Linked DNA regions of Homo sapiens: region 1 is linked to region 2. Evidence: chromatin loops called from intact Hi-C (ENCODE). Cell type or tissue: mammary epithelial cell. All regions are shown on one strand. Links, peaks and the distances in the headings refer to the core of each region. The heading gives the core; the rest is flanking DNA. Region 1 has its middle 18 kb from the start of OR12D2. Region 2 overlaps LINC02829 (long intergenic non-protein coding RNA 2829).

The links. Hi-C counts contacts between places; a loop is a spot of excess contacts. Peaks named below come from ENCODE experiments on the same cell type or tissue, not always from the same donor. Only the 100,000 strongest peaks of a DNase experiment are listed, where the experiment ranks them.
Region 1: it touches region 2 in a loop (6-fold over the local background); 2 of 110 quality-filtered maps call a loop at or near these places.

What each region holds. Positions count from the first base shown.
Region 1 is chr6:29,406,042-29,421,486 of GRCh38, forward strand. It overlaps the pseudogene OR12D1. Among named protein-coding and RNA genes, the nearest start is that of OR12D2, 18 kb to the left of the region's middle. In mammary epithelial cell, for the core only: a CTCF peak has its summit at 8,751 (motif pointing right); a DNase peak (open chromatin) is centred at 8,730.
Region 2 is chr6:29,506,773-29,522,217 of GRCh38, forward strand. It overlaps LINC02829 (long intergenic non-protein coding RNA 2829), which reads left to right. Exons shown (of 5, transcript NR_183360.1): 4 at 397-896; 5 at 3,496-3,792. Among named protein-coding and RNA genes, the nearest start is that of LINC01015, 15 kb to the right of the region's middle. In mammary epithelial cell, for the core only: no CTCF peak of the experiment used is centred there; a DNase peak (open chromatin) is centred at 9,519.

The sequences.
Region 1 (15,445 bases), core at 3,847-11,846, 100 kb before region 2:
TTGTTGCATTCTATTGGTGAAGTCACTGTGCCAGCCCAGGTTCAAGAAAAATGAACCACACAGGGCATCAATGCTGAGAGGCATGGTTCACTTGGCATCCATGTGTCTAGACTAGCTACCACATTGACTTGAGACTCATTTTGATAGTCCCGTCTGAAGATTAATGTATTTGTTTTTACCTAGCAAAAACATACATGGTGCATTGTATGTGTCAGACCCTATTCTAAGTACTTTATACATATTAGCTCATTTAATCATCGTAACAACCTTTATTCTTATTTTACAGATGAAGAAATACAGGAACAGAAATGTTAAGTCATTTGCCCAAAGTTTTTCCGACAGTGATTAGCAATGATAGATGTAAGCCCAAGCAGAATGGCTACAGTCATTTTCTTGAAAATTACACTGTGCTTTCTCAGCTGTTACATCTTTAAATACAGACCATTCTCTTTGTGCTCTTTTTCTGGACCTCCTTTCTAACAGATGTGCTGGGAAGTTCACAACGTATTTCCTGCAATCAGGCAAGAGAAAGAAATAAAGAGTATTCAATTAGGAAAAGAGGAAGTCAAATTGTCTCTGTTTGCAGATGACATGATCGTATATTTAGAAAATCCCATCATCTCAGCCCAAAATCTCCTTAAGCTGATAAGCAACTTCAGCAAAGTCTCAGGATACAAAATCAATTTGCAAAAATCGCAAGCATTCCTATACACCAACAACAGACAAACAGAGAGCCACATCATGAGTGAACGCTCATTCACAATTGCTACAAAGAGAATAAAATACCTAGGAATACAACTTACAAGTGATATGAAGGACTTCTTCAAGGAGAACTGCAAACCAATGCTCAAGGAAATAAGAGAGGACACAAACAAACAGAAAAACATTCCATGCTCATGCATAGGAATAATCAATATCGTGAAAATGGCCACACTGCCCAAAGTAATTTATAGATTCAATGCTATCCCCATCAAGCTACCATTGACTTTCTTCACAGAATCAGAAAAAACAACTTTAAATTTCAAATGGAACCAAAAAAGAGCCTGCATAGCCAAGACAATCCTAAGCAGAAAGAACAAAGCTGGAAGCATCACACTACCTGACTTCAAACTATACTACAAGGCTACAGTAACCAAAACAGCATGATACTGGTACCAAAACAGATATATAGACCAACGGAACAGAACAGAGGCCTCAGAAATAACACCACACATCTACAACCAACTGATCTTTGACAAACCTGACAAAAACAGGCAATGGGGAAATGATTCCCTATTTAATAAATGGTGTTGGGAAAACTGGCTAGCCAGATGTAGAAAGCTGAAACACGATCCCTTCCTTACACCTTATACAAAAATTAACTCAAGATGGATTAAAGACTTAAACATAAGACCTAAAACCATAGAAACCCTAGAAGAAAACCTAGGCAATACCATTCAGGTCATAGGCTTGGGCAAAGACTTCATGACTAAAACACCAAAAGCAATGGCAACAAAAGCCAAAATAGACAAATGGGATCTAATTAAACTAAAGAACTTCTGCACAGCAAAAAAAAACTATCAGCAGAGTGAACAGGCAACCTACAGAATGAGAGAAAATTTTTGCAATCTATCCATCTGACAAAAGGCTAATATCTAGAATCTACAAAGAACTTAAACAAATTTACAAGAAAAAAGCAACCCCATCAAAAAGTGAGCAAAGGATATGAACAGAAACTTCTCAAAAGAAGACATTTATGCAGCCAACAAACATATGAAAAAAAGCTCATTATCACTGGTCATTAGAGAAATGAAAATCAAAACCAAAATGAGATACCATCTCACGCCAGTTAGAATGGTGATCATTAAAAAGTCAGGAAACAACAGATGCTGGAAAGGACATGGAGAAATAGGAACACTTTTACACTGTTGGTGGGAGCGTAAATTAGTTCAACCATTGTGGAAAACAGTGTGGCGATTCCTCAAGGATCTAGAACTAGAAATATCATTTGACCCAGCAGTCCCATTACTGGGTATATACCCAAAGGATTATGTATCATTCTACTATAAAGACACACACATGTATGTCTATAGCAGCACTGTTCACAATAGCATTGACTTGGAACCTACCCAAATGCCCATCAATGATAAACTGGATAAAGAAAATATGGCACGTATACACCATGGAATACTATGCAGCCATAAAAAGGGATGAGTTCATGTCCTTTGCAGGGACATGGATGACACTGGAAAGCATCATTCTCAGCAAACTATCACAAGAACAGAAAACCAAAACAGAGAACCGCTTGTTCTCACTCATAGGTGGGAGTTGAACAGTGAGAACACATGCACACAGGGAGGGGAACATCACACCCCAGGGCCTGTCAGGGGGTGGGAGGGTAGGGAAGGGGTAGCATTAGGAGAAATACCTAATGTAGATGACGGGTTGATGGGTGCAGCAAACCACCATGGTACATGTATACCTATGTAACAAACCTGCACGTTCTGCACAGGTACCCCAGAACTTAAAGTATAATAATAAAAAAAAGGAAGTTAAAAAAAATTACTAAGAGTTTCAAGACAGTGACCACAAAGCATTAAATCAAACATAGGGCCCTTCTGAGTGCAGGGTCCTTTGTGACTGCATGGGTCGCAGGCCCATGAAGCTTCCTTTGTAATAAAAGAAAATTTAAAACAAATAATATGTACAATCACAAAGAGACAATACATAAAGAAGAAAATTGCTGATCATGACTTCATTAAAATAGCGAATGGCTAGTCAACTAAGAAAATTGTAGATAAAATTAAGATGAATAATATTTGAAAGAGCACAATACAGTGATCACTAGAACTAAGGAGCCTCAGTTTGAGTCCTGGTTTCACAATATATCACAAGAAGAAAAATTTACTTAAATCCTTTGAGCCTCAGTTTTCTTGTGATATAAGATAAATGACTGTATTACTTACTTCATTGGGTTTTTGTGAGAATTAAGAGAGCTAATAGATGTAAAGAACTTAGAACAATACCTTACACATAATAAGCATGCAATAAATAGTATTCATTTGTATTATATTCACAGTGTATAAAATAACAAGAAGTTGAGGGCTGGCCAAGATGGCCAACGAGAAGCACCTATTGTGCACCGCTGTCACAGAGCAAAATAGAAGAGGCAAGTAAATACAGTATCTTCAACTGAACTGGGTACGTGCATTGGGATTCATCAAGAAAACAACCCAACCCACAGAGAACAGAGAAAAGCAAGGCAGGAGAACCACCCACTTGGGAATGACATGTAGCCAGGGTAGCCTCCCCTGCCCAGAGAAGTGGTGAGTGAGTGAGCGACCTTGGGAACCCATACTTTTCCCACAGAACTTTGCAACCCTCAGGTCAGGAGATCCCTCATGAACTCACTCCACCAGGGCCTTCAGTCTGACATGCAAAGCTATGTGGAGTCTCGTCAGAGCATCCACTCAGGCACACTGGAAGCCACAGGAGCTTAAGATACCCAGGCTTCCCAGCAAAAGTAACTGCAACTCTGGCAAACTGGGAGGTTAGACACCCCCCCCCATATATACCCCTAGAAAACGGTCTAAATCCACGGGGCTGAGCAATGACTATCTGCAAGCCCCATTTCCATGGAACATCACAGGATAAGACCCAATAGCTTTGAACTCTAGGCTGCCATGGGTAGCAACATTATACCTCCCTGAGATGGAGATCTCAGAGGGAGGCTTGGGCTGCCTTCTTTGCTGTTTCATAGCCTTAACCATTGGTGCCTTCAGGCTCTGGGGAATCTGAGGTGACTAGGGACTGGAGTGGTACCCCAGCACAACATAGCAGCTCTACAAAGAGATGGCCAGACCACTTTTTCATGTGGGTCTCAGATCCCATTTCTGTTTACTGGGAGGAATCCCCTGACCGAGGTCTACAACCACTTCTGCTGGTGTTTTCCGGCCAGTAGCAATCCCAAACCTCCCTAGCAGAGCTCCCAGAGGAGGGGTAGGCCTCCATCTTTACTGTTTTGCAGGCTTAGCCATTGTCACTTTTGGGCTTTGGAGAGCTGGAAGCAACTGGGGGCTGGAGTAGACCCCAAAGACAGCATAGCTGCTCTATGAAAAAGTGGCCAGACTGCTTTTTAATGCACCTCCTGATCCTGTTTTTCCTCACTGAGTGGGAACTTCTGGGATCCCCAGCCAACCCTGCCAGTGTGTTTGGGCTGGTAACAGGTCCATTCCTTCCTGGAGCAGAGCTCCCAGAGGGAGGCGCAGGCCGCCATCTTTGCTGTTTGACAAACTTCACTGTTGATACCATCAGGTACTGGAAAATCTGAAGTGACTAGGGACTGGAGCAGATCCCCAGAATATGGTAGCAGCTCTATGGAAAAGTGGTCAGACTGTATGTTATGTGGGTCCCCAATCCTGTATCTTCTCCTGGGGCAGATCCTCCCAGCCTAGTCTCCAGTCACCCTTACACTGGGACTATTGAGCCAGTAGCAGTTCTGCAATGCCCTGGGACAAAGCTCCCAATGGAAGGGGTGGGTTGTCATCTTTGCTTTCTCACAGTCTTCATCCTTGTGTCCCCAGGCCCTGGAGAGTCTGTGGGACCAAGGGCTGGTTGGGACCCATAACACAGAGCATCCACATCATAGAAAAGTGGCTGAACTGTTCTCCATGCAGATCCTGATCCTCACTTCTCCTCACTGGGCAAGGCCACATGACCTGGGACTCCAGCACAATCACCCAGCTGCCACCTGACCACTTCAATCAGAGGCAGTTCTGCAGTTAAAGGAACACTCACACACAGAGATGAGAAAAAAAAAAAAAGAACTCTGGCAACTCAAATGGTCAGAGTGTCTTATGTCCTCCAAATGATCACTCTAGTTCTTCAACAAGAATTCTTAAGCAGACTGAGATGGCTGAAATAACAAATAGAATTCAGAATATGGATAGGAATGAAGATAATTGAGATTCAGGAGAATGGCAAAACCCAATCCCAGGAAGCTAAGAATCACAATAAAACGATACAAGAGGTGACAGACAAAACAGCCAGTATAAAAACAACCTAACTGACCTGATAGAGCTGAAAAACTCACTAAAATAATTTTTCAATGCAATCACAAATATTAATAGCAGAGTAGACAAAGCTGAGGAAAGAATCTGAGAATTTGAAGACAGGCTCTCTGAAATAAGAGAGTCAGACAAAAATAAAGAATAAAAGGAAAAGGAATGAACAAAACCTCTGTGAAATATGAGATTATGTAAAGAGGCCAAATCTACAAATCACTGGTATCCCTGCAAGAGAGGGGGAGAAAGCAAACAACTTGGAAAACATATTTCAGGATATCAACCATGAAAACTTCCCCAATCTTGCTAGAGAGGCCAATAGTCAAATGCAGGAAATACAGAAAACCTCTGCAAGATTCTAGACAAGAAGATCATCCCCAACACACAAAATCATCTTATTTTCCAAGGACAAAATGAAAGAAAGAATGTAAAAGGCAGCTTGACAGAAAGGGCAGGTCACCTACAAAGGGAACCGTATGAGGCTAACAGTGGACCTCTCAGCAGAAATGTTGAAAGCCAGAAGAGATTGCAGGTCTATATTCGATATTCTTAAAGAAAAATTTCTTTAACCAAGAATTTTATATCCAGCCAAACTAAGCTTTCTCTGTGAAGGAGAAATAAGATCTTTTCAGACAAGTAAACATTGAGGGATTGTATTACTAGACCCACCTTACAAGAGATCTTGAAAGGAGTACTAAATATGAAAAGAAAACACCATTACCAGCCAATACAAAAACACATTTAAGTACACAGACCCGTGACACTATAAAGCAACCAGACAAACAAGCAGGCATAATAACCAGCTAACAACAAAAAGACAGGATTAAATCTACATATATCAATACAAACATTGAAAGTAAACAGGCTAAATGTCCCAATTAGAAGGCACAGAGTGGCAAGCTGGGTAAAGAAGCAAAATCCAATTGTATGCTGTCTTCAGGAAACCCATCTCACATGCAATGACACCCATAGGCTCAAAATAAAGGGATGGAAAAAATCTGCCAAGTAAATGAAAATCAGAAATAAGAAGAGGTTGCAATTCTAATTTCAGAGAAAAACAGACTTTAAACTAACAAAAACGAAAAAAGACAAGGAAGGGCATTATCTAATGATAAAGGATTCAATTCAACAGGAAGATCTAGATATCCTAAATATATATGCACCCACAGCAGGAGAATCCAGATTCATAAAGCAAGTTCTTAGAGACCTACAAAGAGACTTAGATGCCCACACAATGGGAGTCTCCAGTAGGGTATTTCAACACTCCCCTGACAGTACTAGACAGATCATCAAGGCAGAAAATTAACAAAGATTTAAACAAAGATTGAACTCAACATTGGATCAAATAGATCTGATAGACCTCAGAACTCTCCACCCCAAAACAACAGAATGTGCATTCTTCTCATCAACACAGGCACGTACTCTAAAAATAGACCCCACAATTGGACATAAAACAATCCTCAGCAAATGCAAAAGAACTGAAATCATACCAAACACATTGGTGGACAACAGCTCAATAAAAATAGAAATCAAGACTAAAAAAATCACTCAATCCATGCAATTACATGGAAATTAAACAACTTACTCTTTAATGAATTTGAGGTAAGTACTGAAATTAGTGCAGAAATCAAAATGTTCTTTGAAACTATTGAGAATGAAGATACAACATACCAGAATCTCTGGGGCACAGCTAAGGCAGCATTAAGGGGGAAATTTGTAGCACTAAATGCCCACATCAAAAAGATACGAAGATCTCAAATTAACAACCTAACATCATAAGTAAAAGAACTAGAGACAGAAGACAAAACCAACCCAAAAGCTAGCAGAAGACAAGAAATAACCAAAATTAGAGCTGATCTGAAAGAAATTGAGATGAGAAAAACCATACAAAAGATAAACGAATCCAGGAGTTTGTTTTTTGGGAGAATTAATAAGATGAATAGACTCCTAGCTAGATCAATAAAGAAGGAAAGAGAGATGATCCAAATAAACACAATCAGAAATGACAAATGGGATGCTACCATTGACCCCACAACAATACAAATAATCATCAGAGACATGATGAATCATGAACACATATGCACATGAACTAGAAAACCTCGATGAGATGGATAAATTTCTATACACATACATCCTCCCACGTCTGAACCAAGAAGAAACTGATTCTGTGAAGAAACCAATAACGAGCTCTGAAATTGAATCAGTAATAAATAGCCTACCAAACAAAGGGGGAGTGACTCCTCCCCAACTCATTCTATGAGGCCAGCATCATCCTGATACAAAAACCTGAAAGAAACACATACATGAAAGGAAAACTTCAGGCCAATATTCTTAATGAACATAGATGCAAAAATTCTCAACAAAATGCTAGCAAACTGAATTCAGCAGCACATCAAAAAGCTAATACAAAATGATTAAGTAGGCTTTATCCCTGGGATACAAGGTTGGTTCAACATTTGCAAATTAATAAATGTGATTCATCACATAAACAGAACTAAAAACAAAACTCACATGATTATCTCAATAGATAACAGAAGAGGCTTCCAATTAAGTTCAACATTGCTTCATATTAAAAATTCTCAATAAACTAGGTATTAAGGAAAATACCTCAAAATAGTAGGAGCCATTTATGACAAATCCAAAGCCAACATCATACTGAATAGACAAAAGCTGGAAGCATTCCTCTGGAAAACCAGCACAAGACAAGGATGTCCTCTCTCAGCACTCCTATTCAACATAGCATTGGAAGTCCTGGCTAGAGCAATTAGGCAAGAGAAAGAAATAATGGGCATTATAGGAAGAGAGTAAGTAAAACTATTCCTGTTTGCAGATGACATGATTCTATATCTAGAAAACCCCATAGTCTTGGTCAAAAAGCTCCTTCAGCTGATACACTATTTCAGCAAAGTTTCTGGATACAAAATCAATGTACAAAAGTCACTAGCATTCCTATACAGCAACAACAGTCAAGCTGAGAGACAAATCAGGAACACAATCCCATTCACAATTGCCAAAGAAAGAATATAATACCAAGAAATGCAGCTAACAAGGCAGGTGAAAGGTCTCTACAATAAGAACTACAAAACACTACTCAGAGAAATCAGAGATAATACAAACAAATGGAAACAGATTTCTTGTTCATGGGTAGTAAGAATCATATTGTTTAAATGGCCATACTGCCCAAAGCAATTTACAGATTCAATGCTATTTCTATCAAACTACCAAAGACATTCTTGGTAGTTTCTAAACTAAAGTTTAGAATACTAGAATAAACTAGTTTATTCTAGAAAAACACTTTAAAATTCATGTGAAACCAAAAAAGAACCTGAATAGCCAAGCAATTCTAAGCAAAAAGAACAAATTTGGAGGCATCATGTTACCCTACTTCAAGCTATACTACAGAGCAACAGTAGCCAAAACAGGTTTCCTGAAAAATACCAGGGTATTCTTTCAGGAAAGTCCCAAAAATGGGAAAGTAAATCCATATCTCTGTCCTAGGAAATAAAAAGAAATTTGACTAAGAAAACATATTAAGCCATTGAGACCTGTGTTGGCCATAGTTCTAAAACTAAGGAACAAACTTAGTAAGGAAAAAAAAAAAACAAGAATGAAAAAAACAAATGAAACTTCACACAGGAATTCCCCAAGGCCACTGATTCATATTACAGGTGTGGAAAGGCATCCTGCTAATTCCTAAAATCTTTCTCAACACCAGGGGACACTCTCCCTTTGGATTTCTATGTCTAGAGACCTGTGGCTCATTAAAAGGCAGACTGATTTTTCAGAAAGAGAGAAAGAGGTTTTTAAAGATGAGTTTATGCTGCAATCCCAACATGAACTATTACTTCAAATATGTTTTAACTTTTATAATCACTGGGAATATAAACATGAATAGCTTCCTTAACTGTGAATCAGAACACTCAATCAGGTAAGAGAATGAACTAGGAGACAGGCTGTGAAGTTACACATAATCTCAATATGTTAATGAATGATCTATCTACTTGCTAGTATTAAACACCCAGTATCTAGATCTCATTTTCTATCTAATGGTGGACTCCTCATTGTGTTTGTGAGATATGAAGGCCCTTGACTTACCATGTTTTTATTGCCATACCTTGTTCTCAATTCAACATATCTAGTTCTCTAGACATTATCCAAAGCAAACATGTGATTTCTAAATGGTGAAATTTCAGTGAAGGAAACGATTTACTACAGACCACTCTGACTGCTAATTTTCTCAGAAGCTAGGAATATATGTTTTACCATATGGATTTTTGGGACAATTTTGTTTTCTGGGTCCAAGAACCAAAAATTATATTTGAAATATAATTTGTATTTTAAACAGGAGTGGTAATTTTTAAATATACAAAATATACATGGTCATTCAAGAAAGTTATTGTGAATTATTTGAAGGCAGTCCTTCATGGAGGTATAGTAAAAGTTAGATTGTTTTTCAAAACTTCTTCCCAGCTATGAAGCCAAAAAACCCATGGGCTCTCTAGAAGTGTTCCCTTGTTCATTATTTTTTTTTACCCTAGTCACATCAAATTATATTCTTTTCTCCTCAGTGGTTTCTAAAACCTTGAATGATACTCCTTTTATAGGAAGCACTCCAATGTCAGCATCTCTTTTCAATTTCTTTACAGTTCTACTAGCTCTCTCAGTGCCTCTCACTTCTGTAAGTTCCCCACACATCCTGACTTCTTCCCTCCCAATATACAAGAGCTAATCCATTACAGCCTAATGAAAAGAACAAAGAAGAAGCTACTTCACAATATTATGTCTGCTTTTATTAGTAAACCTAATGAAGATAATACCAGTACTTTGCAAATTATGGAGAAAAAATTTTTCTAGAAAATGTAATGGATCTAGAAGAGAAGAAGGTGAATTTCACTTGAGGTAGAATATTCCTTAATATCTGATGAGTGAGTTTATTTCAGGCAAAATAAAAACAGAACTTAAGAAAATAGATCACAAGAGAAGACAATTTCAAGAAGGCTGAATATATATTTTGAGGAGAGGTTAGTATTGGTGAAAAAAGAAGAGAAACTACTGAATCTATCAGAGGAAATACTATTCTTATCCAGGGATTCACAGATTTCCTAGGAAAGAAAGAGTCTAAGATCAACTGGTGAATAAAAGCACAATAACATTTGCAATGAAAAAAATAATTTGGGATTCTATTTCAAAAAATGTATAAAGGGTCAGATTATAGGAAGAAACTGAGCTCATCATCAGATATAATAGTGATGAAATTTTAAATATTCAGGTTAATATGTGATTAATGTGGTCATGTTTCTTACCCCAGTAGGTCACTGCGACATTTCAGGGATGTGGGTCAGGAAGAGATCAGTAAGAGAATATCTCTAATTCATTTACATTCTAAAATGAGGAAATGCAATTACTACTACTCTTTCAAGATTTAAAAAAAAAATCGTGGTTTTGATGCATTGAAACCTGTCTTTTTATTTAAGTTAACATCCTACTGGTGGTTTCTTACTAGGCCAAGAGATAGCTATGTGGTATGCTTAAAAATTGCCCCCTGTGAGAGCTGCTTGGGAAGATGAAAGGAAAGCTGTGACCGAATGAAGATATTCACAGGCCCAGAGATGTGGCTAATGCCTGTAATCGCAGCACTTTGGGAGGCCGAGGCAGGCAGATAACTTGAGGTCAGGAATTCAAGACCAGCCTGGCATACACGGTGAAACCCCATCTCTATTAAAAATACAAAAATTAGCCAGGTGTGGTGGTGGACTCCTGTAATCCCAGTTACTTGGGAAGCTGAGGCGAGAGACTCTCTTGAACCCAGGAGGCGGAGGTTGCAGTGAGCCAAGATCACACCACTGCACTTCAGCCTGGGAGAAAGAGTGAGAATCTCAAAAAAAAAGAATGAAAATATTCACAGCCAGAGAAGACTGTAGGCTAGCAACGTTTTCTGATTCCTGGGAGAAAGAAATATATTAATGAAAAACATAATAAAAAAATAGTTGTGTCAGAGATCATAACAGATATATATATATATATCTTTAATATTTAGCCATCTAAAAGCCAAAAATGTAAAACTTGTGAGGTTGAATCATGCAAAACAACAATACTCTCCCTCCAGATATTCTTGGCTTGGTAAGAAAATTCTGAGCTGGAAGGATTCTGATTGTGATTAGTGTTCCATACATTATTTTGTCTTTTGTCTGAAGCAATGCTGAATACAACCTCAGTCACTGAATTTCTCCTTTTGGGAGTGACAGACATTCAAGAACTGCAGCCTTTTCTCTTCGTTGTTTTCCTTACCATCTACTTCATCAGTGTGGCTGGGAATGGAGCCATTCTGATGATTGTCATCTCTGATCCTAGACTCCATTCCCCTATGTATTTCTTCTTGGGAAACCTGTCCTGCCTGGACATCTGCTACTCCAGCGTAACACTGCCAAAAATGCTGCAGAACTTCCTCTCTGCACACAAAGCAATTTCTTTCTTGGGATGCATAAGCCAACTCCATTTCTTCCACTTCCTGGGCAGCACAGAGGCCATGTTGTTGGCCGTGATGGCATTTGACCGCTTTGTGGCTATTTGCAAGCCACTTCGCTACACTGTCATTATGAACCCTCAGCTCTGTACCCAGATGGCCATCACAATCTGGATGATTGGTTTTTTCCATGCCCTGCTGCACTCCCTAATGACCTCTCGCTTGAACTTCTGTGGTTCTAACCGTATCTATCACTTCTTCTGTGATGTGAAGCCATTGCTAAAGCTGAGCTTAATCAGTGGCTGCTCAGTACTGTCACAGGGACAATCGCCATGGGCCCCTTCTTTCTCACATTACTCTCCTATTTCTACATTATCACCCATCTCTTCTTCAAGACTCATTCTTTTAGCATGCTCCGCAAAGCACTGTCCACTTGTGCCTCCCACTTGATGGTAGTTATTCTTTTGTATGCACCTGTTCTCTTCACCTATATTCATCATGCCTCAGGGACCTCCATGGACCAGGACCGGATCACTGCCATCATGTATACTGTGGTCACTCCAGTACTAAACCCACTGATCTACACTTTGAGGAACAAGGAAGTGAAAGGGGCCTTTAATAGAGCAATGAAAAGGTGGCTTTGGCCTAAAGAAATCTTGAAGAACTCTTCTGAAGCATAAATAAACAATTAAAAAGATGAGTTTGTAATTACATTGTTTCTTAAATTATTTAGAAATGTACAACAGAGGGAACTGGATAAAACAAAAATATATGGAAAAATATGCTGTAGTTGTATTTAACAATGCTTTCCTGGATTATATAAGGGACATTTGAATGAATGGGATACTAGCCATGGAACTCTACTGCTGACTATGTTTTGAAGATATCAGTTGATAAAATTGATGTTAGGTTTTTTATATGTTCTTATGATGAAATTGGGTATAGAAATATGCCTGTTTTTCCCATATATCAAATATATGGATAATACTTGGGTCTATTTATCTATCTGGTCCCTCTAGGTTAATGCATTATAATATTATAAATAAAATTATTATGCTTTGATATTTTGAGGATTTTACTTTAGGGCCATAGTTACTCAACTGGAAAAGAATATGCTAACTGACGTATGAGTTAAGGAGAATTTTTAAGGGGTGGGTCTTGATTTCTTATTCTTCAAACAAGGAGACAAGTAATTAAAGCAAATGACATTGTAATCACTAAATAACAACAACAACAAAAACCCTGACAGTTCATCTAAATAGTTTTGGCACCTCTGTCTCCAGATATCTCTTATTAGTCAACTGTCCACACCCTCAATGATTACTTAAAATATTAAAAATCGGAGATAATTTAACAAAGCTCTTAAGACTCTTTCAATCTCGTTAGGATGTTATTGTTCCCTCAGCCTTTAATTGCGGAAGATGACGACTTTATCAAAATTTTATTTTCTTTTTCTTACTTGGCACCAAACTCATACTAAGCAAAGGCATAGAAGTCATAATTATTGAAGTATTTCTAGACATGAACTGCTATGTTCCTCACTTTTTAAGTTCCTATAAATGGCTTCTGTCCCTGAAAAAATGGTGGATTCTATAATTTATAAATATTTAAAGAATAGACAGAAAATACTATGAAAAGGCATTTTAAGCTGGTGGACTGACCCTTCAAGGTCCCTGCATGCACTTTTGTAAATCTAAACAATTTTATTCTGACTTCTCTCCATGCTTCTTTTGTCTTCTAACTTCACCTTCTTTGGTCCCTCAATTCCAGTTTAGTTTATAATAAAACAAAACAACAATGTGTGTGTGGAGATGGCAACTCCTAATCTCAACTGTCCCACACTATCAGTAATATATTTGATGCATATTTTTATACAATATGTTTTTTCTGTCATTTCTGGTGGTGAGAATCTGCCACATAATTCAAACTTCAGAGAGTTTGTGAACTGTAGAAGAGCACATGGGGTTCTGGTTAACTATTAGTGCATAACACATTAGGACCCCAAAATTCAATCGCTTAAAACACTTAAGTTACATGCTTTGTTGGGTAAGAAATTTGGAAAAACACAGCAGAGAATGGTTGACTCTGATCCATAATGTCTCTGACCTTTGCTGGAATGACTTCAGTCTGGTCACGGAATAGCTGAGAGCTGAGTAAGTCTCTCTCTCTATTTCTTTTTCTCCTCCCTTAATTGCTCCTTGTGACTATCATATGCTTCTTCAACAGGGAAGCCTCAGACAGACTTTTTCATGTTCCAGTAGACCACGGCAAAAGCTGCCAGCCTGGGGCTGAGATTGACCAGTAATAAAATGTCTCCTATTCAAAAAAGCCCAGGATCTGATGGCTTTATTGATGTATACTACCAAACATTTATAGGATAATTAATGCCAATCTTCTTAAACTCACTCAAAAATATGAAAAGGAAGAAATACTTTCAAACTCACTTTATGAGGTCAGCATTACCCTAATACCAAAGCCAGACAACGCAACTATAAGGAAATGCAGTTACAGGCCAATATCCCTGATGAACATAGATGCAAAAATCCTCAATGAAAACTAGCAAAATGAATTCAACAGCACATTAAAATGATCATACACCATGACTAAGTGGGATTCATCCTTAGGATGCAAGAATGGGTTAACATACACAAATTAATAAATATGATATGCCACATTAACATACTGAGGGATAAAAACCATATGATAATAGGTGCAGAAGAAGCATTTGATAAAATTCAATATTCTTTCATAACTAAAAGAAACTTTCAACAAATTAGGTATAGAAGAAACATAGCTTAATGTAATAAAGATAATGTATATCAAGTCCACTGCTATTCTCATTATCAGTGTTGGAAAGCTAAAAGCTTTTCTTCCGATATCAGGAGCAAGTCAAGGAGGCCCACTTTCACAATTTCTCTTCAATATAATTCTGACATTCCTAGCTATAGCAATTACACAAAAGAAATAAATAAAAGGCATCCAGACTAAAAAGGAAGAAGTAAAATTTTCTGTTTGCAGATGACTGGATCTTACATCTAGAAAACCCTAATGACTACACCAAAAACTGTGAGAACTAATAAATTTAGTTAAGTTCACAGGATACAAAATTAACTTACAAAAGCCAGTTGCATTTTTACAACAATGATCTATTTGAATAGGAAATCAAGAAAACAATTCTATTTACAATAATATCAAAGGTAAATAAAATACTTAGGGATAAATCTAACCAAGAAGGTGAAAGATCTGTACCTTGAAAACTATAAGGCATGGATGACAGAAATTGAAAAAGATACAAATAAATGGAAAGATATTCTTTATTCATGGATTGGAAGAATTCATATTGTCAAAATGCTCATACTTTCCTAAGCAAACTGTAGATTCTTTACAATCCCTATCAATATTCTAATGGAATTTTTTACAGAAATAGCAAAAGTACTAAAATTCTTATGGAACCACAAAAGACTCCAAATAGCCAAGGCTATCTTGAGCAAAAAGAACAAAGCTGGAGGCACAACTACCTGAACTCAAAATATACCACAAAGCTATAGTAATCAAAACAGTATGATACTGGCATAAAAACAGATACATAGAACAATGGAACAGAATAGAGAGCCCAGAAATAAATCTATGTACTTATGGTCAGTTGGTCTTTGGCAAAGGTGCCAAGAACATACAATGGGAAAAGAATAGTTTCTCCAATAAATTGTGTTGGAAAAACTTAATATTCCACCTAAAGAAGAATGAAATTAAACCATTGTCTCAAACAATACGCAAAAATCAATTTAATTGGATTAAAAACTGAAAGGCAAGACCTGAAACTAAAACTACTGGAAGAAAACAGGGAAAAACTTCTCAATGGTGGTCTGGGAAATGATATTTTTAAAATATCATACGTAAAGCACAGGAAACAAAATCAAAAATAAATACGATTCTACCAAAC
Region 2 (15,445 bases), core at 4,671-12,670:
TGAAAAGAACAGGAAAGAGCACCAACCCTGCTGCTGTCCCCATATGACAGAGGCTGCTGTGGGGGCATCTGTTGTACTTGGGTGAGCAGGCCCCTTGGCCTCGAGCTCTACCGTGCAGGGGTGCTGCAGACAGAGCCAGGTGATAGGAAAGAGCATGTCTGGGAACCCACCTGATGACAGCCTCAGCTCAGGATGAGGCAGGAGGCCTCTGGCTAGGCTTAGGGGAGATGGCTGGAGGAACCTCCTCAGGGTGCCAGTGGACTGGGTAAAGCCATCAGGGGGCTTGGAGGTCAGGGAAGCTGTGATTTATCAAGCACTGTGGGCATTGCAATATTTTCTCTGTTCGGTTCAGTCCAATGGGACATCAGTTCTATACATATCTTCCTCTTCCTCTAGCCCTGCTCAGTCCTGGGTGGAGAAGCTACCAGAACCACATCTCCTGTCTGTCCCACCATAAGTCTCTGCTTCATTCACGCTTTCATGTGTCGTGCATCAAGCAAGCATTTGCCTGTAGGCTTGGGGAGCTCTGAGAGGGGTTGAGAGTGAACAAAATTAATCAAATCGTATAACAGAAGAGGAAGTCCCATCCTGCCGAGGATCCTGGATGTGAGAACCTGCTGCTGGCCTGGTGGGATCGTGGTGCCCCAGGAGCATGAACTGCTCAGGAGCAGACCCTGACCAGATCCCCTGCAGGCCTGGAACAGCCTGATCAGCAGCCTCCTAAGCCCCATGGCTGCCACAGTGGGCCTCATTGTCCTTCCCTATCACCTAGCCGGGGTGTTCCCAGCTGCCAGACAGTGCCAACTGGTGGTGCCTGCCCATCAGTGCCCCAAGACAGCCACTACTTTTCGAAGAATGAGACCACCAGCTGCTTTGTGGCCAGCTCCAGCTTACTGGTGAGTATTTTTAGGTAGAATGTTCCAGACTAGTGAAGTCTTTGAGATTTTCTGCTTCTTGTTCACTGCTTCCTTCTGATGTGGACCATGCGGAAAGAGGCAGAACACAGGAACCCACACATGGGAGAATAGCAGGCATTTGACTGGACTGTGCCAAAAGAGTTGTTCAAGTACAATATCAAGCAAGACTGTAGTTGCAAAAAGACATAACCAACAACTTGGTTTCAATTTGAGCACCTTAATAAACAAACTGATTTAACTGTCATAGTCTCAAGGGATGGGTTTTTCCAAGCAAGAACTCTAGGGTCAGGGTAGCGAATTGCTCAAGAAAGGCCAAGAGCTCAGGGAGACATAGGAACCTCATAAACAGGGTGGCCACAGGCTGGCAGTGCCCAGGTTCAGCCAGGCAAGAGCCACAGGTCAAGGGAGGCTGCAAGAGGCTAAATCCTAATTCCACCACATGCACAAAAATGGATGGGATGGCCAAAAATGACCCCAAAAAATCAGGAAACAAATACGGAATGGGCTTTTTAATTGTTGTTTGCAATCAGAACTTTATGAAAATGACAGAATGTGGTTTCGCATTCTCTGTTGCATTAGAGCCAGTCTGAGCATCAGTATTTGCTCTAAAATGTGTTTAGTCAATAAAGTCAAGAGAACATGTGTGTGGAACACTGAGAAAAGAAGGCAGAGGAAATTTGCATTCCTGCAGCCATAGAGGGGGATATTCTAGGGGTGGAGAGGCAGCAGGCAGGGGGAATGTGTGCACAGCCTGGCCGTTGTCCCATCCCCTCATCGCTGGCTTCAGGCCATCCTCCCATAGATGGAGCAGCTATAATGGGAGTGGAGGGTTGAGGGGCAGGGGAGGCATCTGCTGAGTGGCTGGATGGGGTTTGTGTAGTGGGTTAGGATGAGCTCCTCAGAAACCAGCCTGAGCTCTCTGGCTCAGGAGCTTCTCAGGAAGAGCTGAGAAGCGGCAACCCCTGCCTGAGGGGTCCTTGTGTTCATTTCCCATGGCCACAATAACAGAGGACCACAAACTGGTGACTGAAAACAACAGAAGTGAATTCCTTCACAGTTCTGAAAGCAAAGTCCAAGATCGAGGAGTCGGCAGGGCCGCTCTTTCTCTGAAGGCTCTAGGAAAAAACTCTTTCTTGTCTCTTCCAGCTTTGGGGAACTCCAGGCATTCTTTGGCTTCTGGACACGTCTTTCTAACCTCTGTCTCCATCCTCATGAGGCCTTCCCCTCTGTTTGTCTCTGTGTCCTGTTCTCTTCTTATAAGAACACCAGTTATTGCATTTAGGGTCCACCCTAAATCCAGGATGATTTCACCTTGAGATCCTTAACTAATTGCACCTACACAGACCATATTTCCAGATAAGGTCATATTCTCAGGTTCTATGTAGACATGAATTTGAGGGGGGACACTAACCCACTATAGTCACAGTCTGTACAAATAAATTCTAGATTCTGCCCACCTGTGGCCTTACCTGTTCTACTTGGAAGTCATTGTTCCATGGAAGGTGACCCAGGGAAGCAGAATTGTTCTCCTCCTCAGGCAGATAGCTCCTGGGGACTGGCGTGAGAATTAGCAACTGTGCCAGCACATCACTTTGATTGGTCAAGGTGCCCCTTGCTGCCTCCCAGCCAAGCCAAGCAGGCCCACCCCAGGGAGCATAGGTGGGTAGCAGGTGCTGGCGCTCAGTTTACAAAGGAAGGCCTTCTGCCTCACCACCTCTGTGGACCTGCAAACCGCCCTAAGGGGTGAGTGGGAAGTCCCCATCTTACAGAAGACGAAATTGAAACCCAGACAGGCGGAGACTCTCCATGGAGGCCAGATGAATGAAGAGTCAGGAGGCTCAGCTCAACCTTGGGTGTCACCTGCCACCTGTACTGCTGTCCCTGGAGTGGCCCAGGATACTAGGATATGACACTGTCTCCCAGATCATGAGCAGGTTGAGTCAGGTACGAGGGAAGAGGAGCCAGCAGATGACACTGTCTAAACCCATCTGGTCATCTCAGGAAGGCAGAAGGGTTGGCCAGTCCAGCACAGACCTCGTGCATCCTGCATTTCAGAGGATCCTGTCTGTGATGCTCCTCTTCACGGCATTGGAGCTCAGTGTCGCTATCCTTTCTTCTGTCCTCTTGTGAAAAAAGACCTGTTCAGATGTCCTCAGGGTGAACCTGCTGTGCCGTGGGCTCTGGGGCCTGGGTGGTGGCACAGGGCATGGTCCTGGGGCCAATGGCAGGTGGTACTAAGGTCGACCCATGAATCTTGACCTTAGTCGAAGTCGACAGGTTTTGTTGAGTGAGGCAGCAGCCGGCAGAACAGGATGACAGCAAGTGCCCAGGGTGGAGGAATCACAATAGGAAGCGATGGGACCAAAGAGAGCACATCACACATCTGCTCATTTAGCAAAGCAGGAAACAGGCTAAGGTGCAGAAGCCCTCTGGTCCCTGGAACCCTCAAGTTTTTATATTTGTGTATCCCTTGTCTTTTGTTTCAAGATATTTTTTAATTTCTCTGGTTTGATTTTTTGGAGATAAAAGGCCTTCCACTCAGCGTACAAGGCCTGTTCACTTGCTTTGTCCTCTCCAGAATGTGTTTCCTGACCCAAAGTGACACAGTGATCACCAGCATGCCCCAGGCAGCATTTGCTGACACCGTCCTGGAGATGAACAAGGAGTGCACCCTTAGTGTGGGGGCAGAGAGAGAGAGAGCACATTGTCTGCAGGAGTCAGCTGAATGATCTCACAGACCCCACCTGCTGGGCTCTTCCATTTTATCACAATTATTCCGCCTGTTCACGTGCAGAGAGAACACTTGGGGCAGATTTTAAGACCTTAGAGAGTAACTTGTTTACAAATAAAATATCTCTTTGATGATGTATTTGGATTCCATGTCATTTTGCCACATTTCTCTTAATTTACTGGACACCAACAATGATATAAAAGTTAAGATTTTAGGAAATGTAGAAAATTTCTAAATAAAAATCAAAAAAGAAAATAAAACAACAAAATGAAGAGCTGCCTGGGAGAGATGAACCCATGGTCCCCGTCTTCACGCTAAGATGCAAAAGAGCAGAGCTTCCAGCTTCCAACTGGAGCTCCCACACAAAATACTGGGGAAATCTTCCTCCTTCCAACAATGGTCTTCCTATTGATCCTGAGACCTTGCTGGCAACCAGCCGTGTCTCTGCCCCTCTTTCTGTGCTCTCGTGACTCATCCCAGCTTCTCTCTCTGTGCCCCTTTCTTGTTCCCCTCTGCCCATTTCTCTTTTTATCTGAATCCCCAGATGCCCCTGCACAATCTGAGTGTGCAGAGTGGCCCAGCCCTCCCTAGGAAGGGAAAGCACTGGCCCCTTGCTTGGAGAGAAGGCAGAGACTGCTCTCCCACAAGACTGTAGTGCCCTAAAACCCCCTGATCAGCTCACACCTTGTTTCCTGGTGGCCAGGCCAATGATGAGGTTCACCACAGCCTACCTCAGCCAGGGACCTTATGACTTAATAGGGGAAGAGCCACAGAATATAGCCACATATATGGGCAGAAGTCCTGAGATATCCATGGGGCTGGATACTAAAGGGTCTCCATTTCCAAGTAGAACCTAAGGTTAGATGAGAGAGGTTTATTATCAATGCAGGAGGATCCTCACAGGATACAGGATTTAACAGCCTAACAGGGATTCCAGAAGATAGTTCAAATCAGATTCAAGGTAAGCTCCTGTAAGTATGGAAAAAGTGACAACTCCCCACGAAAGACAGAGGTGAGAAGGCTCAGAGAAGTGGATATGCTGGGGTGGATACACTCTGTAAATCCAGAAAAATCTACCTGCTGCCTATTTTTCAATTGTTCAATTTGCCTGTTAAATCATCTGGGCCTGGTCATGCTAAATTTTTTTAACTACCAATTTTGATTTACTTAATGATTGTAAATCTGGTTTATCCATTTCTTCTGTTTTTTAATTCACTCTGCATTGATATTTATACTACAACTCTCCAAACACTATTTCACAAATCAAGCTTCTATAGCAAAAGTAGGAAAACGTTTTAAGAAATTTTATTTTACCTTGTCAATGACCAAAAACACTCAAGACTGGCATCCTCACCCAATTTCTCTAGACTTTGTTTCTGGGATCATCAGCTATCACATGTTGTATTAGTCCGTTCTCACGCTGCTATAAGACAGCCTAAGACTGGGTAATTTATAAAGGAAAGAGGTTTAATTGACTCCCAGGTCTGCAGGGCTGGAGTGGCCCCAGAAAACTTACAATGCCAGCAGAAGGGGAAGCAAACACCTTCTTCTTTACATGGTGTCAGCAAGGAGAAGGGCAGAGTGAAAGGGGACAGGGGGAAGCCCCTTTTAAAAAACCATCAGATCTGATAACAATTCACTATCACAAGAACAGCATGGAGGCAACCTCCCCCATGGTTCAATTACTTCCCACCAGGTCCCTCCCACAACATGTGGGGATTATGGGAACAACAATTCAGGATGAGATTTGGGTGGGACACAGCCAAACCATATCACATGTCTTCAATTTCTGCCTCCTAAAAATGACATCTTTGCCAGGTGTGGTGGCGCACACCTGTAATCTCAGCAGTTTAGAAGGCTGAGGCAGGTGAATCACTTGAGGTCAGGAGTTTGAGACCAGCCTGACCAACATGGTGAAACCCCATCTCTACTAAAAACACAAAAAACTTAGCCTGGTATGGTGGTGTGCACCTGTAGTCCCAGCTACTCAGGAGGCTGAGGCAGGAGAATTGCTTGAACCCAGGAGGTAGAGGTTGCAGTGAGCTGATATCACATCACTGCACTCCAGCCTGGGTGACACAGCGAGACTCCATCTCAAAAAACAAAACAAAACAAAAAAATGACATGCTCAACCTTGGTCTTTCCTCAACTGTCAACTCTGAGTGCTAAGAACCTAAAAGATATCTCTGCTTTACTGCACAGCAAGGTCTTTGTTGTGAGTTGGGTTGTGTCCTCTCAAAATTTGTATATTGAAGTTCTAACCCCCAGTATCTCAGAATGTGACTTTCTTTGGAAATAGTGTCTTTATAGAATTAAAATGAGATCATTAGGGTGGGCCCTAAGAGGATATTAGGGCACAGACACTCACAGAGGGACAACTGTGTGAAGACACAGGGAGAAGACAGTTATCTACAAACCAACAAGAGAGGCCTCAGAAGAAATCAACACTGCGGACACCTTAATGTCAGAATTTTGGCCTCCAGGACTATGAGAAAATAAATTTTTCTTGTTGAAGCTTCCCAGTCTGTGATACTTCGCTATTGCAGCTCTAGCAGACTAATACACCCTTCAAATTCACCAGGGCCAAATTGAACCCACCATTCTCCTCTAAAAATTTCTTTTGCTTTCACCATTTTGTTTAAGGTCCTCACTCTTCCCATCACTCAAACTCTGAAAGTTCTTTTCCCATAGTGAAAAGGCCTAATGAAGGTGTTTCCCCATGGATTCTTTCCTTTTAGTTCTGTCTTGTGGACTGCAGCTGACTCAGCCCTGAGGGTGCCCTTGATGTCCCCGCTTAATTAGCATCTCTACCATTTCACCATTGCTTGCATGAGACAGTCGAAGGGTCATGAAAGCTTCTGTGATCTGGAAGACGTATTCTATAACAGTAGCGTTTCACAGCAGAAGCCAGACTTGCAACATTGCAAAGATCATGGGATTTGGAAGCAGAAAACCTGAGTTTCTATTTGGACTCTGCCACTTACCAAGTGTAGAACTTTTGGAAAAACCTTGGAAAGTCTTCCTATCTCCATTATGGATCAAGAGTGTGACCTTGGTTCACCCTCTCACCATTCTTTCCTTAATTTTTTTTTCTTATAAATAATAGCTTCCACCTTCCACCCTGCAGAGCAATTGTAAACTTCATAACACATGCGAAGCGCTTGACTCAAAAAACAGGAAGCACTAAGGACTGTTAATTTAACTGGCATCTCATTACTTTTATAAGAAAGCCTAGCATAAAGAAAAGGTGTGTCCACTGTTATGGGTTGAATTGTGCCCTCCCAAGAAAGATACATTGAAGCTCTACTCCCCAAACCTCAGAATGTGCCCTTATTTGGAAATAGCAGCATTGCAGATGTCATTAGTTAAGACAAAGTTATACTAGAGTAGAGCAGGCCCTAATCCAATACGGCAGGTGTCTTTACGAAAAGATAGCATGTGAAGACACAAACATACAAAGAGAAGGCAACCATGTGGTGACAAGAGGAGAGACTGGAGTGATGCTCCTGCAAGCCAAGATTGCTGGCAAACCACCAGAAGTTAGGAAGAGGCAAGGTAGGATTCCCTTACAGGTTTCAGAGGGAGGGTAGCCAGCTGACACTTTAGACTGCTAACCTCCAGAGTTATGAGACAATAAGTTCCTGTTGTTTGAAGCCGCCCAGTTTGTGGTACATTGTTACAGCAGCCCTAGGAAACTGATACATCTACACAATGCAATGTCCTTCAGCCATAAAAAGGAATGAAACACTGGCATTGGCTATCATGTGGATGAAATGTGAAAACAGCATGTTCAGTGAAAGAAGCCAGGCACAGAAGACCACATATTATATAATTCCATGTATGTAAAGTGTCCAGAATAGGTGAATCCATACAGACTAAACACAGATTAATGGTTGCCAGGGGCTGCAGGAGGGGAGAATAGGAACTGACAGCTAATGAGTATAAGCTTTCTCTTAAGGGTGATATAAGTGATCTGGAATTAGATAGCAATGATAGTTCCAAATCTTGTGAATATATTTAAAATTAAATTGTGTAACTTAAAATGGTGAATTTTATGTGGAATAATAGCAATAAAATTCAATAGAATAAAACAAAATGAACGACATGAAGCCCAACACCTCACTGGAACATGCAAAACCCTTCCTTTATTCTCTGGTGGATCCCATTTCTCGCCATTGTTCAGTGCTCTCTATGCCCCACCATGCTGTCCTACTCTCTTCATCCTCTGCCTTCTCCCATGCTGTCTGCCTACCTATAGTCCCTCTTTCCCCACGCCCTGTTTTGTTCCTGTGCTGCCCCTTTCTCACCCTGTACTCTTTCACTTTGAAGTCACTGCCCCAGAACCTTCTCTTTCACTCCACGATTGGGTTGTGTTGACCCACTTGCACATCATATGTTTCTGAGGGCAGAAATGTTGGCCCATAATTACAGTTGTCTGGTTATGTCTCTGTCTCCCTCACTAACATGCAAGCCCTACAGAAGCAGGAGCTGTGTCCAGCATGTTCACCAGGGTATCTTCCAAGTGTATCACATGATACTAGGTGCTCCGTAGACACCTGCTCAATGTCATATAGGTTCTTGGTCTTCTCTTCCAAATAAGGTAGAATAGTTATTTTTCATTTTACAGGTGAGAACATTCAAGTTGAAAGAAATGAAGAGAATATTTGATGTCCCGCAATACAGGGGAAAGCCGTTACTGCATCCCAGGAATGTTTGACCATAAAGCCCTTCCTTGCCCACTAGGCCAGGTATGTCCCATCATAGAGCCCCTCACCCCACTTGCAGGTTACCCTTCCAAAGTGCTGTTCCAAAAGAGCTCACCGAGACAAGGTGATATTGGAGAAGTGATAGACACATAGATCTATGGAAGACATTGGGAAGCTTGGGAATAAACCCACACAATTATAGCTAATTATTGACAAAGGAACAGCAGCAATTCAACAGAGAAAGGAAGGTCTTTTCAACAGTGTTAAAACAATTGGACAGTCTTTTTTTGTTTTTTGGTTTTTGGTTTTGTTTTTAAGACGGAGTCTTGCTCTGTCATCCAGGCTGGAGTGCAGTGGCAATCTCGGTTCACTGCAACCTCCGCCTCCTGGGTTCAAGCAATTCTCTGCCTCAGCGTCCCAAGTAGCTGGGATTACAGGCGCCTGCCACCAGGCCCGGCTAATTTTTTGGATTTTTAGTAGAGATGGGGTTTCACCATCTTGGCCAGTCTGGTCTTGAACTCCTGACCTCGTGATCCACCAGCCTCGGCCTCCCAAAGTGCTGGGATTACAGGCGTGAGCCACGGCACCCAGTCAACAATTGGACAGTCTTATCCAGAATAATGAATCTTGATCTAAACCTCCTAATTTACATGTAACAAATTGCATTAGTTACAATATTAACTCAAAATGGATCATAGATCTAAGCATAAAATATAAAAATATATAATGCTTAGACTAAAACATAGGAGAAAAAATTTTTCCAATCTAGTTAGGCAAAGAGTTCATAGATGTGACACTGAAAGCAAAGTATAGCAAAAGGCAAAAATAAATTCAATAAGTTGTACTTCATCAAAATTATAACTTTTGTTCTGTAAAATACATTGTTAAGTGAATGAAAAGATGAGCTGTAGATTTGGAGAAAATATTTTAAAAAATCACACGTCTGACAAGGACTCATATTCAGAACACTTAAGAATGCTCAAGCCAACCCAATTAAAACAATCAATCCAATTCAAAAACAAGAAAACAAAACCAGTTTCAGAAATGAGACAAAGACTCAGACACAAACTTCAGCAACGAGGGCACGCAGCAGGCAGAGCAGCCCAGACAAGGTACTCAATACTATGACTCACTAGGGGACTACAAATCAAAACCACAGTGAGATCCTGTTACACACCCATTAGAATGTCTAAAATAAAAACCACAGACACTAGTAGTGCCGGCGAGGATGTGGAGCAACAGGACTAACACATCGCTGCCAGGAAAGCAAAATGGCACAGCTGCACTGGAAAGCAATTTGTTTCTTGTAAGGTTACACATATACTTACCACGGGAACCAGCAATCTCAGCCCTGGTATTTCTCCTAAAGACATAAAAGCTTATGTCCACACAGACACCCGTACACAAACTGTTATAAAAGCTCCAGTCATAATAGGCAAAACCCAGAAGCAAACTAAATGTCCTTTAACAGGTGAACGTGTAAACAAACTATGGTGCATCCATACAATGGAGTACTGTTCAGCAAAAAAAAAAAAATACTACACTGTATACACACACAGGTACACACACATATATCTCCTAATGTTAGCAGAATTTTTTTAATGTGTAATACAGCATTGTTTACTATAGGTAGGATGTTATGCATCGAATCTCTAGAATTTAATCATCTTCCATACCCGAAATTTTACACAAGCTGAAAAGCAACTCCTCATGTCCCTCTTCTCACCTCCCAGTAACCCCCATTCTACATTCTGCTTCTATGGGTTTAACTATTTTAGGTACTTTATCTCAGTGGAATTATACAGTATATGTCTTTTTGTGACTGGCTTGTCTCACTTAGCACAGCGTCTTCCAGGTTCATCCATGTTGCAAATGGCAGGATTTCCTTCTTTTGCATGGCTGGATAATATTCCATTGTGAGGATAGCCTCCATTTCCTTTCATCTCTCAATGGACATGAGGTTGTTTCCACATGGCTGTGTGGGAGCAAGGGGGTTTCTTAGCCACTGGAGCGTCCCATTGGGATGGGGCACTGGTGGTGACCCCTAAGCAGGGATGTGCCCTAATGGACTTGCATCTGATAGGGTCTCCAGGCCACTATGGCCCCATGCCTGGGTGAGGTTAAGAGTTAAAGAGTAGAAAACAGGAGGCCAGTGAGGGGGCATTTTTGGGCCCATGGGAAGGTTTCTGAGGAGATGGAAGGGCTGCAGGTATAGGTTCCCAATATGTCCCCACCCCAGTTCAATTTCAATGACCAAGGGAGATAGCAGAGGTAAAGAAAACAGATAAGAGGGGGTCACCTGACACCTGGTGGACAGAAGCTGACATCCAAGAGGTGATTCCACCCACCTCCCTCCTGAGCTTCCTCCTTCCTCAGGTCCAGTTAGGCAGGGGACCTGGTCAGTGGTGCCTAGTCACCTGCCACTGTGTGACCTCAGACAGGAGATTTGTCCTGGGAGCCTCCTTCCCTCCATCTATAAAAGGGGAATGGACACAGCAGCCCAGAAGGCTTCGAGGAGGAGGAGGACGTGAGAAGGTGTGCTGAATCCTGCCCTGCTGAGCATGTAGGCCTAAAATTTTACACACAAACTGAGTCCCTATGAGGAAAGGGCAAGCCCTCTGCCCTCTGCCCTTCCTATGTCTGCATATCCAGAACTGCCTCAGGTGGAGAGGGCAGAGACTAGGGAGCACCCATAGATGCTCTGATGCTGGCCACAGCCCTTGGGGGTGACAGTGATGAGGACCTGGGTGCACATGTGGTGGAGCAGCCAAGACCAGCCAGAGAAGAGACACACTCATGCACACACGTGTTCACAACATACACATTCACACTCACACACAAACACATTGAATGCATGCGTGTTGACAGTTCAAGGAGTAGAGGACACTGGACCTGGGCCCTGCTGACCCAGGCAGGGCCCCACTCTGATGGGTGCTGTAACCCCAGACGTCACTGTTGCTGAACATCTGCCTGCCTCTGAGTTGTGGAGCAGCTGGAGACACACAGTGGTGTCTGTGAGTGTCTCTGTGTGCAGGACCCTTTTCTAAGTGAGAGGCACATCTCAGCACAGCTGACTGATCATTCTCGGGTAAGTGTGACCTGCTGTCTCCCCTTCCTGCTGACATGGGGGCAGATGCTACCAGATGGCATCACTGGCCTCCAGGGCACTGTGGAGGGTAATGTCGCTGAGCTCCCACCAGGTGCTTTCTCTTCACTGACCATGTATTGCAGCCGTCTCATTCACCCTCACACTGACTTCGTGGAATGGGTGCTAATGTACCCATTTGAAGATGAGATGCCTGAGGTCAGAGGGGAGGCAACTGACCCAGGGACCCAGATGTGACTCTGGACTGTGATCTCAGCCCTGCCTTGTGCTGTCCTGCACTCAACTCCTGGCCTCTGCAGCCTTCCTGCCTTAGATACAAAATCTGCTGAGGATTCCGGACCCCAGTGGGGGTAGAACCTGGCTCTGGAAGAGCCACAGGAATGGGGGGCCCTGTGGGTGGGGTTAGAGGCATCCCTCAGTCCAAGTCTGTGCAAGAAAAAGTTCCCCAGAGGCAGGGATCTTATCCATTCAGACTTTAAGTGTGGGCTCTGATGGTTACTGTGGGACCCACCAGGCACTGGAGTTTTCCAGTTTGGGAGCAGAGCTGGGAGCCCTCTGCCCTCGAATAGTTGTGGAAAATGAAGAAACCCTGGAGGTCTGGCCGAAAGGTGACAGTCATTCCTCCTGTTCTCTGAGGCCTGGGGACAGGGGTTTAACCTGCAAGGCCCTCTCTCTGACCTGTCCTCCAGACGTATCACCTTCCCTTTGTCTCAGGTATTCCCAGGAGAGATGGCCCCTCTGGGTGTTCTCCAGAACCTGTCCCCAAGAGTTCACTTGTTCTTTGGTGACCTGGGAAAACAAAGCCTCTTCCTGTATCAACTGCTCAGGACTGTGGAATCTGCCCTCCCTCCACCAAAGGGAGGCTGCTTTGGAGACAATAGATCAAGCCTTCTCCGAACCAAACATCCTCCTTCTTGACTGGTGTTATTCTTCAAATGGATTCACTGGCCACAGTGAGTAAAGATTTGAGTGGAACAGAACACTCATGAGATTTCTTCTTTCCTATAGAAAACTGGGCATCTTCATGGTGTCTGAACAATAGCAGGAGGCTGATCATATAGAGATTTCTGGTTCCTGGCCCTAGTCTGCCTCCAGGTGTCCATTATAGTCATCATGGCCCTTCACCCTGAGCAGGTAGATGCCGTTCATCCTGCTGTGGAGTGTGTGCCCATTTCAGGACATTTAGGGACAACAAGTCTTGTTGTCTAGGTCTCCTTGTTTTAAAGTCCTCAGGAAAGGGCCCACCTCTGGTCAGGCCCAGGGACTCCAGAAGTCCTGGCAGAGGTGGGGCCATTTGGCTTGGTCCCATTGTCCTGGGGGTGTTGGTGAAATGAAGTTCACCCGGCTGGCATCTGGGAGCAGATGTATGGGGTGTTCTCTAAAGCTCTCAGGTGCCATGTAATTTTGGGAGTATTTTGTCTTATAGGGTGGATATGGACAAAGACATGGATATCCTGCTCGCCCAGGAGTAAAGGGACATCATTGCCAAGTATAAGCAGACACAGGTCAGGCTGCTCCCTCCAGGGAGGCGGGTCTCACCTCTCCCTCTGTTCCCTGGTCTGATGGTCCTGGACTCCTTCGGGATGCAGGGCAAGGATGAGCTGCCCACACGCCCATACCCAACAACTTTTATTTTGGCCTCCCTCACCCTCTCTCCCTCTGCCTTGCAGGTTGCTGATCCAGGGCACCAGTGGACACAGGAGATGAAGATGTTTACATCTACAAGGTCATCAGTCAGCTTGAGATTCCACAGTGAGTCAGTCTTCTGTCCTCCCAACCAATTGCCAAGACCAGCTCGGTCGTGGAGACCCTAACCCAGTGGCGCTAGAGGAATTAAAGACACAGACACAGAAATAGAGTGTAGAGTGGGAATCAGGGGCTGATAGCCTTCAGAGCTGAGAGCCATGAATGGAGTTAGACCCACATATTAATTGACAGTAAGCCAGTGATAAGCATTGCTTCTATAGATTATATATTAGCTAAAAGCATTCCTTATGGGAAACAAAGCATTCTTAGCGAGGAGCAGAGAAACAGGCCCTGGCTGATATCTGCAGCAAAAGCATGTTGTTAAGGCAAAAAAGCATGTTGTTAAGGAATCCCCCTGCAGATGTGGAGTCAGGCATGGTCACTCCTGCTGGACGTTAAGAAGGTGAAGGCTGAAAACCCAAGTAAGTACCAGGTATGGTCCTTCCACACTCAGCCACAGCGGAAGAAACAGGCCAGGCCATGTCAGGAGCCCAGGTCTCTAGCTAGAGGAAAAGTCAAGCCTGAGTGATGGTCAGTCCCATATCCTAGGCACAGACGATGGCATGGGAACCACAAGTGAACTGGGCTCTGGTGACCCTCAGTGGCTTTGGAAATAAGATAGAGAAGGATATTTCTGCAAAAAAAAAAAAAAAAAAAATCGTCTTTCCTTCCAGAAGTGCTGAATGATTGCTGTTTGTGGTAGTGAGCCTTTTGTCTGTTATAAGGCTGGTTCCTTCCTGAGGAACCAGCCCTTTAGCCCTGCCCTAAAGAAAATAAAGGAGCAGGGCTCCTATACAGGGCTCTCACTGTAAAGCAACTGAGGGAGAGTGAGCCCCAGGGAAGGACCAGCCCCATCCTCATCCACCACAGGTTATCAGTCCAGGTGGCCACTTAGGGAAGGGAAGAGGGTCTTTCTATGGGCTCACACTCAGGAGGGCCTAGGATTTGGGAGCAGAGGGAGCAGAAAATAAAGCAGCAGGGCAAGATGTCCTCAGCGAAAATAAACCAGATTGACCTGGACATGAAGTGCACCTTCAGACACCATGTCATGTTTTGGGAGCACTACAGAGTCAGGTAAGGCCTATGGGGGATGGAGGGTCCCGGGGAGACGGAGGAATTCAGAGGAATAGGGGCATCCCATGCAGGAGTCCAAGATAGGACGTGACAGAGCCCCCCAAGGGCTCTCTTGGCCAGGGAGCAGCCAGCATCACAGAGCATCTACTGAGCTCCAAACCATGGGCCGAGCTGGGGCATGTGGGTCCAGAACCCAAGTGGCTACTGAGGAAACAAGCGGTAGCAAACACAATCATGCTGCATGGTGAAAAGTTCTCTCTATGACCCACAAGTACCTGAGGTAGAGACCCACAAGAGGGGCTCAGACTTCACAGGCAACACTGACAACACCAAACACCATAGAGGATGTGGAGCCACAAGAACTCTGTGCATTGCTGCTGCAAAATGCTGCTGCTGCTGAATGCAAAATGGTACAGCCGCCTTGGAAGACAGTTGGGAATTGCTCACAAAGCTAAATGTACTTGTACCACGTGACCACAAGTGTCATAGACGTTGACCTAGCTGACTTGAAAATGTATGTACACCTAAAACCTACATGTCACATTCACTGCCTTATTCATTATCACTAAAACCTAGAAGCTACTGAGATGACCTTCAACACAGGTCCCAGGGGAGATGGAGGAATTCAGGGGAATGGGCGCATCCCATGAAATGAGGTTATACCTGTTTGGTATAATAAAATTACAGGTTAAATCTATAAATATAAATTATAATTATAGATTATTAGGTTACATTTATTTGGTATAATAAAATTATACAGTAGGTATTGTCAAATATGAAATTAATATCTAATGATTGTATTATACCAAATAAGGCAAATATGTGTCTTTTGGACTTAAGGGGACCTAATATCAAAAAAATTAATGAGTCAAAAGGACTGAATTTAGAATTTAATTTTGAAAAAATCAAATATCAAAACTTTAAAACACCTGCTATCACAAAATAGGATCATTGGTCATTGGTCATTGTAAAATAAGTCATTCATTTAACCAAAGTGATAACTCAAAGATTTCAAAAAAAAAAAAGTCAAAAGACAAAACCATTACTCTTTGAGAGAGGAGACTTAATTTTCCAAACAATAAGCCCTAATAAAGATAGCATGAGGCCAATGAAATCTGTTTCTCAAATCTTATAAACAAATCTATTAAATTTTAATGATCTTCAC